Linked DNA regions of Homo sapiens: region 2 is linked to region 1. A link is a contact called in ENCODE Hi-C or POLR2A ChIA-PET data. All regions are on one chromosome and are shown on one strand. Each heading gives the region's core, a stretch centred on a gene start or an enhancer-like site at or near the end of the contact. The rest is flanking DNA. Distances are from core to core; before and after follow the strand shown.

What was found. A loop is a pair of places that touch in the nucleus more often than their neighbours do. ChIA-PET counts read pairs that join two places held with the same protein, here RNA polymerase II (POLR2A). Pooled maps may share reads with other maps.
Region 2: a loop to region 1 is called in a pooled map, with 2.7 times the contacts of the local background. The contact joins two enhancer-like sites. A Hi-C loop is called at or near these places in 3 of 50 pooled maps. POLR2A ChIA-PET finds 5 or more read pairs at or near these places in 3 of 52 experiments (AG04450, Panc1 and activated naive CD4-positive, alpha-beta T cell).

What each region holds. Positions count from the first base shown.
Region 1 is chr5:149,296,802-149,303,640 of GRCh38, forward strand. It overlaps AFAP1L1 (actin filament associated protein 1 like 1), which reads left to right. Exons shown (of 19, transcript NM_152406.4): 2 at 2,708-2,836; 3 at 3,470-3,553; 4 at 4,332-4,429; 5 at 5,617-5,725. Among named protein-coding and RNA genes, the nearest start is that of AFAP1L1, 28 kb to the left of the region's middle. Within about 2 kb of position 3,118, at least 8 of the 41 ENCODE cell types and tissues checked have a DNase peak (open chromatin) inside an H3K27ac peak, as active enhancers do.
Region 2 is chr5:149,430,548-149,437,386 of GRCh38, forward strand. It overlaps CARMN (cardiac mesoderm enhancer-associated non-coding RNA), which reads left to right. Exons shown (of 5, transcript NR_105060.1): 5 at 2,171-2,289. MIR145 (microRNA 145) reads left to right here and starts at 99; the gene lies at 99-186. RefSeq lists enhancers at 439-733, 2,750-3,250. Within about 2 kb of position 4,049, at least 6 of the 41 ENCODE cell types and tissues checked have a DNase peak (open chromatin) inside an H3K27ac peak, as active enhancers do.

The DNA.
Region 1 (6,839 bases), core at 1,868-4,367:
AAAGAGGCTTAATTGACTCACAATTCATCATGGCTGGGGAGGCCTCAGGAAACTTACAATCATGTCAGAAGGGGAAGCAAACACATCCTTCACATGGTGGCAACAAGGAGAGATGCCAAGAAAAAAGGGGAAAAGCCCCTTATAAAACCATCAGGTCTCACTATCACGAGAACAGCAGCACAGGGGTAACCACCTCCATGATTCAGTTACCTCCCACTGGGTCTCTCCCATGATACGTGGGGATTCTGGGAGCAACAATTCAAGGTGAGATTTGGGTGGGGACACAGCCAAGCCATATCAGTGTGTCTGTTGAGGGCGCTAGAGAGGTTTGTTATTCCATTTGAAAAGATTTCCTTGAAAACAGCTAAAGTTTGGCTAAAATGATTTTAAATAATTACCTGCTTTAAAGAGGGAAACATATTCATCCAGAACCTGTGTTTATTTGATATGGCAGGGCCCAGGCCCTGGAGGCAGCAGGACCTCCAGGCGCCTTTCGCCTGGGCTCTGGAGGCAAGCAGTGACCCCCCAGAGCTGTGCCACTCTGATCCCTAGGGATCACACAGACTTAGAATCAGTCTGGCTCTACCTCTCAAGCTGTGCCACTATCCCATAGCTGCCACAGCCTCAGCGTCATCTTCTGAAAAAAAAGGCATCCCAATAGGACTGCTCACAGATGTGCCCTGGGGATTGGATGGAAACACGCACAGAAAGCCCCTCCCTCAGTGTCTAGCAGCTGAGAGTGCACATGAGATAGGAGCTGTCCACATCAACCTTCAGCTCATTGTCAACGAGTTTGGGGTGATGATGGATTTTGCCACAGAGAGACTGCAGCATCATGTTTTCCTAACAAGGGTCACTATCTATACATAAGATTTATATTTAAAAGAAGGTCCTAGTGTGGTCATCTGTTCATTCCTGTCTTGTCAGACACATGAAGAGCACCCACACTGAGCAGGCCCCAGACCAGATGATAAGTAAGCAGAGAGTCACAGTCCAGTCCACGCCTGCTAGAGCCTCACAGCCTGCCAAGGGAGGCAGACACTCAGGGATCAGCACAGATCAGTGTAGTAAATTCTTCAGTGACAGCAAGAATAGCTGACTTGTGGTGAGCATTCACTCTGTGCTGGGCAAGGCCCTTTGCATGTCTGGTGTCATTAATTCTCACAGCCACCCTATGAGGCAGGTGCTGTTATTATCCTCCGCCTTTACAGGAGGAAACTGAGGAACCCATAGGGTAAGTGATTGGCTAGTGAATGATAGGGCCTGAATTTGAACCCAGGTGATCTGGCTCCAGGGCCTGTTCTCTTCTGCAAGGTGCTGTATCTCCTCCTACACCTCCAGGCCCTGCAGCTCCGGGTCAGTGTCTCCTGTTTCCTCAGGAGGGCCCAGGGTGGGGAACAGCACATGGAGTTAGGAGTCATGGCTGGAGCTGAAGTCCTGGCTTTTCTTCTTGCCTCTGTGTAACTTCAAGCAAGTTATTTATCTTCTCTGAGCCTTAGTGTCTTCATCTAAAAGGTAGGGGTGATCATGGGACCTACTTCAAAACTTGCTGGGAGGAACAAAGAAAATACTGTGAGTCAATATATCTCTGTGGTTAAAAGAAGAGAATGAAGAAAGCAGCTTCACTCTAGGCTCTGCTAGCTGTGTGATCCTGGAGAAGGTATTTAACCTCCTGGAGCTTTAGTTTCATCCTCCATGTAATGAAGATAATAAAATACTTGATATACGATTTAAATGAGACAATAAAATGTAAAAGGGCTGAATATAACTGATAATGATTGTTCAGTACAGGTTAGCTTCTGTTATCATGCCTAAATGCTTAGTGGGTTGCAAAGCAGGGCAATACTACTGTGATGAAGCTGGTCTTTGGCTCTAAGGCAAACCAAGTCCCAAGTTACTTTTCAGGACAGGGAGACATCAGTGACATCATGGTCTTGGCACACTGAAGTCCTTAAAGGACTCTGTGCTCTAGGATCTTGCAACTCAGATGGTCCAGGACCACCAGCATCAGCTGCAGCTTGGTGCGGATCAGAAATGCAGAATCTCGGATCCCACCGCACACCTCCTGAATCAGAATTTGCATTTTGACAAGATCCCCAGGTAATTCTTACACACACTCAAGTTTGAGAAGCATTGGTGTCACGTGGAAAGAAAGAATGGCACTGATAACATGGAGTGAGGAGGGTTAATGTTTAGTTTGGCTGTGGCCAAGGCACCGGAAACAGAAGGTTCCAGAGATTGAAGCACATGAACTGATGGGACAGGAAGGCTCTCTTTCCTGCCTGTGTCCTGGATGGCCAGGGGCTCCAGCCTGAGACCTGTGCTGAGCTTCGAGCTGCAGTGAGAAAGGACCCTGGTCAAGCAAAGCAGAGGGCAATCTGGGACAGAGGGAGGCCTGAGAACCTCTGCTCGGGGCTGCCTGAGCTCAGGGTTGCCAGATGAGCCCAGGGAGGTCCAGTCCTTGGGCCAAGGCCATCTGAGGTAGAGTGGGGAGACCCGGAGAAACACCACAGGACTAACTGAGCAGGACCCTCTCACGGGAGCTGCGTGGCAGGTCTGGGACAGCTGAGAGCCCCCAGGTCCGCTTGCACACCCGGACCTGCCCTCTGACCCCTTCCGCCCAACTCTAGGTGGTGGGGGGCCGAACTCCCGGGCACAGAGCTGTGACTGTGCAGCTGTGACTGTGCCCGTCTGCCTTCCTCCGCAGTGCTGGAGCAGCTGCTCCCAGAGCTCACCGGGCTGCTCAGCCTCCTGGACCACGAGTACCTCAGCGATACCACCCTGGAAAAGAAGATGGCCGTGGCCTCCATCCTGCAGAGCCTGCAGCCCCTTCCAGGTTAGCCGCCAGCAGCCTGCCTGGAGGAGCTCCACTTATGTAGGACAACAAAACCTCCCTTCACTGACTCAAGAACATGCAGGAACCCTCCGCCCCACCCCCACCCCCAGGGGCTGCCGCAGGAGGAAGGCTAAGCCCTGGACACAGCGTCCAATGCATTCCATGCGAGCTCTTGCCCAATGTCCTTGTCCACTGGGGCCCCACCTCCCCACCGACAGCCCTGGCTGTGCTCTTTGTACTCCTTCACCCCTGCCCTCCACACACACACAGAACACACACACTCACATAGAACACACACACCCACATACCCCCCACACTGACCTACAACACACACAGCCCCTCACACACCCACCACACCTGACACATGACATGCACACACCCTAGCATACGCCTGACAGCCCCAGTAATCTGTTTCCATACTGGGCTTCTGGACATCCTTTTACTTGGAGAAAGAGATCCTCAATAACAGTGTAAAAACTAAAACAAAGTTTGAAAACCAGTGAAATAATTTAGGACTTGAATGCGCTTTGCAAAGTGAGCACTGTGTCCCATGTGGGCTAGAAGTATGAGTGGGACGGGGGAGACCTGGTCCCTCCTCCTTCACAGCTGGCATGTCCCCCTTCTTCCTCACAGCAAAGGAGGTCTCCTACCTGTATGTGAACACAGCAGACCTCCACTCGGGGCCCAGCTTCGTGGAATCCCTCTTTGAAGAATTTGGTAAGTGACCCTCTCCCAACCTCAGCTACGGAGCCATCCCTCTTTCCCTGTGTATGCAGAAGGGTCCCCCGACTGGGCTGGGCTTGGCTCTAACATCGCATCATTAAGTCGCTTTGGGCCAGTCCTTGGCCCCTCTGGGTTCTGCCAGCTCTGAAAGTCTAATCAAAGTCTGCATAGGAATAGGAATTCAGCTCAGAGACTTGAGGAATGGTAGGGATGACCATGCAGTCCAAAGAAGGCATGGCACATTAGGGTGTTTCCTCACCGGCCACTCCCAGGTGATTGCCACTTGAGACACTGGGCTGAGCGATGCAGTGGCTCAGCAGAAATGATAGCTTGCATGGCTGCCACGGGCATGGGAGCAGCTGAGCTGGCTGCATGCAGAGTACCTGCCGTCCTAGCCCTATCCTGAGGGAAGACAGCTCTGTTCAACACAGAAAGAAAGCTACAGGCCTTGGTGAGAGAGTTTTGGGGACTCATAGACTTAGGGAGCACACTGTGCCTTTATAGCATAACCCTCAAAGATTTCCAAAGTACCAAAACAAGTATGATTTTATTTGATCCTCTCTACAATCCTGGAAAACAGACAAGGCAGGCATCATTGCCACCACGTACAGATGAGTTTCAGAGTCAAAAGTCATTTGTTTAGGGTTACTAACGGAGGGGTGGTGGAGCCCGACCTCACACTCAGGCCTCCTGACCCCAAATCCAGCCCTCTTCCCCTGGTCTGTGCTGCTCATCCTTGGCTTTCTTTGCCCAATGGCCTGTCCCTCTGTAGACTGTGACCTGAGTGACCTTCGGGACATGCCAGAGGATGATGGGGAGCCCAGCAAAGGAGCCAGCCCTGAGCTAGCCAAGAGCCCACGCCTGAGAAACGTGAGTCATGGCCTGGGTTCCCACACCTCAGGGCCTCTGTCCCTCTGGAGGAGGCAAGGGAAGCTCTCCCCTTCCCACTGGGTGCTCTCCTGGCGGTTCTGGACCCTGTTGTCTCTCTCGGGTTGTGGGTGAGGGCACAGGCAGCACCATGTGAACATTTCAATGGCCCGTGATGTGCTCGCTGTGTGTTTTTTTTCTTATTTATTTTTATTTTTATTCTTTATTTTGCCACCTTCCTGACTGGGAAGTCACAGTGTTTGTGCTGAGCAGGGAGAATGTGGTGAACTTACCTGTGCCCTCAGGCCCGAAGGACGTCACCAGCCCAACTTCCGATTGCATAACATAAGCCAGGCTATGGAAAAAGCTCTGGACCAGGAGTTGGGTGACCTCTGCCCACCCCCATGACTCTGCTGTGTAGCCTTAGGCGAGTCGCTTCTCTTCTCTGAGCCTGAGTTTGTCACCTACAGAATGAAAGACTGGACCAGATATAGGATGCGCAACCTTGGGGCCATGGAATTAGAGCAAGGGGCTCATAATCACAACAAGCTTTGTCTGTCAACTGCATAATTCATTGTCATCATCACCAGCAACAGTACCAGTCACTAGCAACTTACTATGTCCTTTACATGCTGACAGCAACTGAATGAGGCTGGCACAATTGTTATCCCCATTTTACAGATGAGGAAACTGAGGCTCAGAGAGAATGAGTGATATGACCCATGTCCCACAACTCACACGTGGCAGAACTTAGCTGTAAAGCCACGGTTCCCCTGGCCCAGTGGCTCAGCACTCAGCTGCGGGTGGTCCTGCCTCACTAAAGAACAGGCCTCACGCTTCCTTGTCCTACTGCACCTCGTGTGTGTGTAGACGTGGTTACAGAGTAGTGCAGAACTCACAGTAGCTTCTGGTAATTCTGCATGTGCTCAGTAAAAAGTATGACTACTACTGTTTGGCAGTCCACAAAACTTGCAGACATTCCAGGGGAACCCTGATGATTAAAAAAAATTGGGGTAAGAATCACTGGATAAATATGCCCTCGAGTTTTACCAGCTCTGTGGCTCTATAAAAGGTATGGCTTCACATTCACACTGCCTCCTGCCTTCTGCGAGCTCCTGCCTCCCTCTCCCTCAGCCTCTCTCTCCCTACCCTGCTCCGCTCCCCTAGCCCTCTTTTTTGTCCCCTTGCAGGCGGCCGACCTGCCTCCACCGCTCCCCAACAAGCCTCCCCCTGAGGACTACTATGAAGAGGCCCTTCCTCTGGGACCCGGCAAGTCGCCTGAGTACATCAGCTCCCACAGTAAGTTCTGGTCCTCTTGGTGGGGCTGGGGACTTCCTGTCCCTGAGAAGCCAAATTTAAGTTCCTCTGTGTCCTGTGGGAGCTGGAACTGCAAGCCTGTCACCCTCCCAACCATGTCACCATTGGCTTAGGAGAAGCTACCCTGGGCACCTGGCCTCTTCGGTGACAGCCTGGGTGGACCAATATGTGGGGCCCCAGGGGCTGGGGGCTTAGGTTCTAGTCCCAGATCTGTGTGGCCTTGGAAAATCCCCTTGCCCTCTGGATCTCTGTGCTTCCACCCTTAAAACAAGAAAGAGGAAGCAGACGCACCATGTCAGTGTGCTAGGAGGCAGCTACACAGATGACCACCACTATACTGTTCCCCCTACTAAAACTGCTAACCCAAGTGCTCCTCTTGAGTGGGTGGTGAAATTGTTTCAGTAGAATGACCTCCTATAGGTGGGTTAGGTTATCGAGTCAATGCGTAAAATAAAAAGCACGTGGTCTAAACCAGAGGCTGTCAGAGTAGAGTGGGGGTACCCAGGGGTTCATAACATGATGTAGGCAGAAATATCAGAAGCTTTACTTCTATTTAATTCAACATATCTTTTAATAAATTCCATGTGAATGTTTTGTAGCATTTATAATCTGATAATAGCATATTTGTAAAAAAAAGTTTATATATACATATATAACATAGAAAAATAAACATAAATATATGTATATATTTTTACTAGTAGGTGGGTGCAGTAAAATAATTTAGTGGGCACTGGTACAAGTTACCATTGAAAATCCCTTAAACTGGCCATAAAGGAGAGTCTTTGGTCTTTTCATCGGCTTCCTCCAGCATTGCAACACATGGACGTTCTTTTGAATGAAGAGATCAGATGAAGTCACTTGTTTGGGTAAAAGGACTTAACGTTACATATAAGAAACTACATCCTAATGTTTGGATGGCTCAGCATGAGTAGTTGAATTTGTATAAGATAATGTTTGTGTGATGCTGCTCTGTCATTCAGTAGCACAGTGGAATGCTCTCCAACCACCAAAAAATAATCAAATTTCTAAAATGAATTCTGATCAGCAAAGACAGATCGGTTTTATTATGTCATTGAAAATGTCAAACACAAAATAC
Region 2 (6,839 bases), core at 2,799-5,298, 130 kb after region 1:
ACCCCACCCTGGCTGCTACAGATGGGGCTGGATGCAGAAGAGAACTCCAGCTGGTCCTTAGGGACACGGCGGCCTTGGCGCTGAAGGCCACTCGCTCCCACCTTGTCCTCACGGTCCAGTTTTCCCAGGAATCCCTTAGATGCTAAGATGGGGATTCCTGGAAATACTGTTCTTGAGGTCATGGTTTCACAGCTGGATTTGCCTCCTTCCCACCCCACAGTTGCCCCCCAATGGGGCCTCGGCTGGCTCACAGGATGAGGGTTCAAGAAGAAGGCTGTCCCTGGAGGTAAGAGGGCTTATGAACCATGTTCCAAACCTTTGCGTTGCTTTTCTTTCCATCGTGTCTATTTCATAACATCCCTGTGAGGCTGGATGTGGGAACTTCAGCACTGCCGTACTCTTGGGAAATTTGTCCAAGGCCACCCGGCTGAGCAGCGGTTGAACCAGGACACCATCAGGCATGCGTTTCTTGTCTCCACCACACCCTCAACCCACTTCCCAACGCGCCTTGCGACAGGGGCTGCGGTATTGCATCCACATGACTGATAAACTAGTAAACACACATGAATTCATTTTAAAAGTGTATTCAATCAGTTAGGTAAACTAAAAACCTTAAGTCTTCGTTCGATTTGGAATGCAGCCAGAGAACAAATGGAAAATTTTTCAAGGTAGAGAAGATGAAAACTCAGAACGCCCTCTTGTGGCATCTCTACCCACCCTAGGAACACTATGGCTCTTCCCCTACACATGGTGATTGCTAACCTTGCTACAAGACGTTGGACACACACACACACACACACACACACACACACACACTGAGGTTCCTTTTGCCCCCTCACTTTTGAGCCAGTGACTACTGAAACCCTCTCCATTGTTGCACCACCAGCAATGCCCCCATCACTTCCTCTCATTTACTTCCACAGGCTGGTTCATCCTCAAAGCCCTCCTTACGTAGATCTGTGGGATCAGTGAGGCTCAGAGAGGTAAAGTGGCCAGCCCAAGGTCGCCCAGACAGCAAAAGGCAGGGCCAGCGCTGATTTCAAGTCCAATGGCCTATGGCAATTTCTTAGCCAAAAGCAAAATCTACAAAAATAAAAAGTCAGGCACAGTGGTGAGTGCCTACAGTCCCAGCTACTGAGGAGGCCGACGGGGGAGGACCACTTGAGCTTGGGAGTTCCTGGCTGCAGAGAGCTATGATTGTGCCTGTGAATAGCCAATGCACTCCAGCCTGAGCAAGATAGGGAGACCCTGTCTCTAAAAAATACCTAAATAATTTTAAAAGTCAGCCTCTCTGACTGCCTATAGAGAATGCTAACTAACTGAATGACAGAAGACCTAATGTAATCCAGGTGCAAAATCAGAACTTTCCGGCCGGGCGCGGTGGCTCACACCTGTAATCCCAACACTTTGGGAGGCCCAGGCGGGTGGATCACGAGGTCAGGAGTTCAAGACCGGCCTGCCCAACATGGCAAAACCCCGTCTCTACTAAAAATACAAAAAATTAGCTGGGCATGGTGGTGGCCACCTATAATCTCAGCTACTCAGGAGGCTGAGGCAGGAGAATTGCTTGGACCCGGGAGGCAGAGGTTGCAGTGAGCTGAGATCGCGCCACTGCACTCCAGCGTGGGGGACAAAAGCGAAACTCTGTCTCAAAAAAAAAAAAATTAGAACTTTCCCCGTACTCTTGCTAGGGCTTTTCATGGAGATGTAGAAATGGTAGTAAGTGCCAAGGCCCCAGAACCCTCATGTTTGGGTCCGACTCCCACATTGCCAGAGACTAGGCAGCTCACACAGGTGTCCCAAGCTGTCTTTCTCACAGGCCGCATTGAAGGCATTTATGAAATGAGACCCCCTCTTCCTCATCCGTAGTGACAGGGCTGGCCTGACCGTGGAGAAATCAGATTTGATCATGATAGCTTCCACTCCGTGACTGGTCACGATCTGCCAGGCGCTGTGCTAAACACTTTCATAGGCCTTGTCCCCCTCCATCCTGATAACACCCCAGTGAAGCAGGCCCTGCTCTTCACTCCACTCCACAAAGCCAAGGCTGAGAGAGGTTAACAGACTTACCTAAGGTCACACAGCTAAGAAGTCGTGAAGCTGGGATCGAATCAAGTCTGTGTTTATGGGTTTAACTATCATGTTGTGGCCCCAACCCCATTTGACCTAGCCTGGCTGGTGGGCCTTCTTGCAGTAGCTTCCCCTGGAGAAGAGGAAAAGCAAACCTTCATTGAGACCCAAGCGGTCTCTCCTGTGCTCTGTGACAATAATAAAGTTCCAGCCCTTGGCTCCTGTCCTGTTTCTTTCTGGGAATTTGGGGAAGGGGGGAGGTGGCGAAGGCAGGGAAAGAACCTGACAGGCCCAGCTGAACACCCCCAAGTGGCTCCACACAGCCACTTTGGGAGGCCACATAGATAGCAGTCAGGACCCACATCCTGGCAGTTGGAGGCCCCAGGAAGCAGCCATGTCTGGGGATGCTTCCCTGGTATGGAGGGTTAGGGGATGGAGAGTGTCCCTTGAAGCTCAGTGAGGGCTTCTTGGGGCACTTGGGATCTAGCCATGTGGCAACCCCTCTCTGTCAGTCACAATGGTGTGACTGACCAGGTCAAATAAGAAAGAGTGTGAAATGTGAAGCCAGTTCACATCTCACACAGGTGTTTGGATTCACAGTGGCCTCTGGACATTAGCCAGGCCCTGCAGTAACACTGGACATTAGCTGTGCCATAGGCAGCGTGGCCAGCACATGAGGACACTTTTCACATGGTTATCTGCCTTGGCGTGATCCTCCAAACTGCCATATTTTGAGGGGAAAAAAAAACACCACCTGAAAAACCACTGTGTTAGTCCGTTTTCACACTGCTATAAAGAATACCACCTGAGACTGGGTAATTTATAAAGAAAGGAAGTTTAATTGACTCACAGTTCTGCATGGCTGGGGAGGCCTCAGGAAACTTGCAGTCATGGCAGAAGAGGAAGGGAAAGCAAGGCACGTCTTACATGGCAGCAGCGGGGAGAGAGAGCGAGGAAGTGCCACACTTTAAAACCATCAGCTCTCATGAGAACTCACTCTCACCAGCTCTCACAAGAACAGCATGGAGGAAACTGCCCTCATGATCCAATCACCTCCCACCAGGCCCCTCCCTTGACACCTGGGGATTACAATTCAAGATGAGATGTGGGTGGGGACACAGAGCCAAACCATATCAACTGCCTCTCACCTGATGATCCTCAAATGCAAAGGGCGTCCCCGCATCTCTCTTGTGCATCCCAGGAGCTGAGAGGAGGCCTGGGTAGCAGCACTTCCCTACTGAGGGGCCTGAGATTCCACAAGGCCACAGGCCACCAAGGAGCCCAGGGAGGGAGTGCAGGGACAGACCGGGGCACTCCAGGCCCCATCCACTGGCCACTGCACCTCTTCCTTTTTCAGCTTTGAAACAGGACCCAACCAGACACTGGGGCTTTCTCAAAGCTCACAGTCCTTGTCCTTGCCATGGTTCCTTCCAGAACTCCCTTTCCACATGCTTGGGGAATGGATCACCAGGTCAGATGGGGCTTCTCGAATCCCACAGACAGGTGGCACGCTGTGGTTTGAGATTCCTGGGGGTATCGGGGTTGGAAGTGGGCAGGAATAATGGTAAATATCCAGGTAAAGGAGCAGCCTCTTTACTCACCCAGTGCCACTAAAGCACTTACGCATGCCTACCTGTGCTTGAGGCTGGAGAGACAGCTGTGAAAAAGACAGCCAGAGAACTCCTGCATTGGAGAAGAAACTCCATCATCGCATGTAAATATGAGATCCTGCACCCCACGTGCAGAAATGCAGGGTTGAGACCATTTCTGAGCACAGCTCTATAAGTAGCAACACTTTCAAACACATCCCTCAATGCCACCACATGGGCCTCCATTCTATAGAGAAGGAATGGGCACCCCATGTGACAAGTCCAGCGAAAAGTCCCCAGGACAGAGCCTAGGGCCCAGGCTCTTCCCAGATGGAGGAGCTGTACCTCCTTTTACTTACAGGGAGGGGTGGACCAGACCCTCCTGGAGTAGTGGGTGATGAGGCATGGCACTGGCAGGGGGAGAGGGTGCCCTCTTGTGGTCTTCCCTGAAAGGACACGTTTCCTTGCTTACAAAGACTTTCTATGATTAATGTTATCAGGGACTATTACCTAACACATTTCTGTAGGATTTTGCATTTCAGAATGAACTTTCAATTAATTTTTTTTGAGACAGGGTCTCACTCTGTCACCCAGGCTGGAGTGCAGTGACACAATCACGGCTCACTGCAGCCCCCACACCCTGGGCTTAAGTAATCCTTCCACTTCAGCCTCCCAAATAGCTAGGACTACAGGCACCACCACACCCAGCTAATTTTTTGAGTATTTTGTAGAGATGGGGTTTCACTATGTTGCCCAGGCTGGTCTCAAACTCCTGGGCAATCAAGCAATCCTCCCACCTCGACCTCCCAAAGTGCTGGGATTGCAGGTGTGAGCCACCAAACCCAAACCCAGCACAAAATGCACTTTCCATCCCATGACCTCATTTGATCCTTGCTATGAGAGGCATATTGTCATTATGCTTTTACAAGAGCCAGAGAGGTCAGACAATACTTGTTATTAAGATAATAATGGCCAGGTGCGGCGGCTCACACCTCTAATTCCAACACTTTGAGAGGCCGAGGCGGTGGATCACTTGAGCCCGGTATTTCGAGACCAGCTTGGGCAACACGGCAAAATCCTGTCTGTACAAAAAAATGCAAAAATTAGCAGAGTGTGGTGGTATGCACCTGTGGTCCCAGCTACTCTAGAGGCTGAGGCAGGAAGACTGCTTGAGCCTGGGAGATGGAGGCTGCAGTGAGCTGTGATCACACCACTGCACTCCAGCCTGGCCAACAGAATGAGACCCTGTCTCAAAAAATAATAATAATAATAACAAAAGTAACGATAATTTGTTGGGCCCTTAACTCTGTGCCCAGCTCTGTTAATTTATTTTACACATATTATCTCATTTGTGATATCAACCTATGAGGTGGCTATTCCGGTCCTTATAGAACAACAAACAACCTGTGAGGTATATATTCTGGTCCTTATAGATGGAGGACAAGTTCAAAGTGTTAGAAACATGCCCAGGGCCCCCTAACTGGTAAGTAGCTACATCAGGAAGCAAACCCAGGGTGCCACCTTCCATACCAGCTTGGTAAGAGCAGTGTTCAATCTGGTCCTCCAGCCTATGGGAGATCCCCCAGCTGCCTCTGGCCAGGAAGAAGGCCCTGGGAGATGTCACCCACCAGAATTGACTCAGGGTTCCCAACAAGGATCCCAAGATGCCATTGGCCTTGGAACCAGCAGCCCCTCTGGAGGCACCATCTTCCACCTCCTTCTGTGCCCTGAAGAAGTTGGCTCAGGAGAGAGACTTTTTTTCTGCTTCAGAAAGAAAGGTTCCCAAGGCTCCCTGAGAGCTGCCTCTCTGAGAAGGGGACAGCAGGAAGGGCACCCTGAAATGGCTGCAGGGTATGGCTCAATGGCCCACACAAAGGAGGTGAAATAGGATGCCGTGGTCCTGAATAACACATGCACACACAAAATGCTGCCCGCTATTTGAGAGCTATTTTAGAGAAAACCTAAGAACTCTTTCTTTAGTGTATGTCATGGTTTCCATAAAGTACTTGGCCTTCAGTATTCGTTTATGTATTTGACAAATGTTTATGGAAGGCTTGCTATGTTCCAGGCACCATTTCCAGCACCCAGGATGGAGGGGTGAACAAAACAGATTCCAGTTCAATTTACAGTCTAGAGTAGGGTACGGGGAACAGGAACAAACAAAGAGACAGATGTATTTATAGTATTAGGTAGAAGGAAAAATACATAAAACATCATCAAGACAATTTTATATTGGCATACATTCGGTGAAATGCAGGAATTCACACTTTGTAAACAGGGTGGTATGATAAGAAGAGCCAAAAACAAAGGAGCTATTTTAAATTGGGAGTTCAGGGAGGACTTCTCGGGGGAGATGAAATTTCAGTAGGAATTACAGGAAGACAGTGGGGACTGAAGGGTCTGGGGGGTCCAGGCAGGAGCAAGGATGGCACCAAGACCTGGCAGAAGGAGGGCGGGATTGGCCGGGTGCAGTGGCTCACACCTGTAATTCCAGCACTTTGGGAGGCTAAGGCAAGCAGATCACCTGAGGTCAGGAGTGCGAGACCAGCCTGGCCAACATGGTGAAACCCCATCTCTACTAAAAATACAAAAATTAGCAGGGTGTGGTGGCGGGAGCCTGTAATCCCAGCTACTTGGGAGGCTGAGGCAGGAGAATTGCTTGAACCCGGGAGGCAGAGGTTGCAGTGAGCCGAGATTACGCCACTGCACTCCAGCCTGGGTAACAGAGTGAGACTCCATCTCAAAAAAAAAAAGAAGAAGAAGAAAAAGAGTGGGATCTTCATGCAGGAGGACAGTGGGGCTGGAGCCTAGAGGACAAGAGGAGACCATGGGATGGGGTCAGAGGGGCACAGAGGCCAGGTTGGGTGGAGCCGCGTAGCCCACTTGAGGAGTTTGGATCTCATCTAAGTGCGTGACTGACAGCGTCAGATACACATTTTAAAAGATCACTCCTGGCCAGGCACGGTGGCTCACACCCGTAATCCCAACACTTTGGGAGGCTGAGGCAGGTGGATCACTTGATATCAGGAGTTTAAGACCAACATGGCAAAACCCCGTCTCTACTAAAAATACAAAAATTAGCCAGGCAGGGTGGCACATGCCTGTAATCTCAGCTACTCGGGAGGTTGCAGTGAGCCAAGATTGTTCCACTGCACTCCAGCCTGGGCAACAGAACAAGAC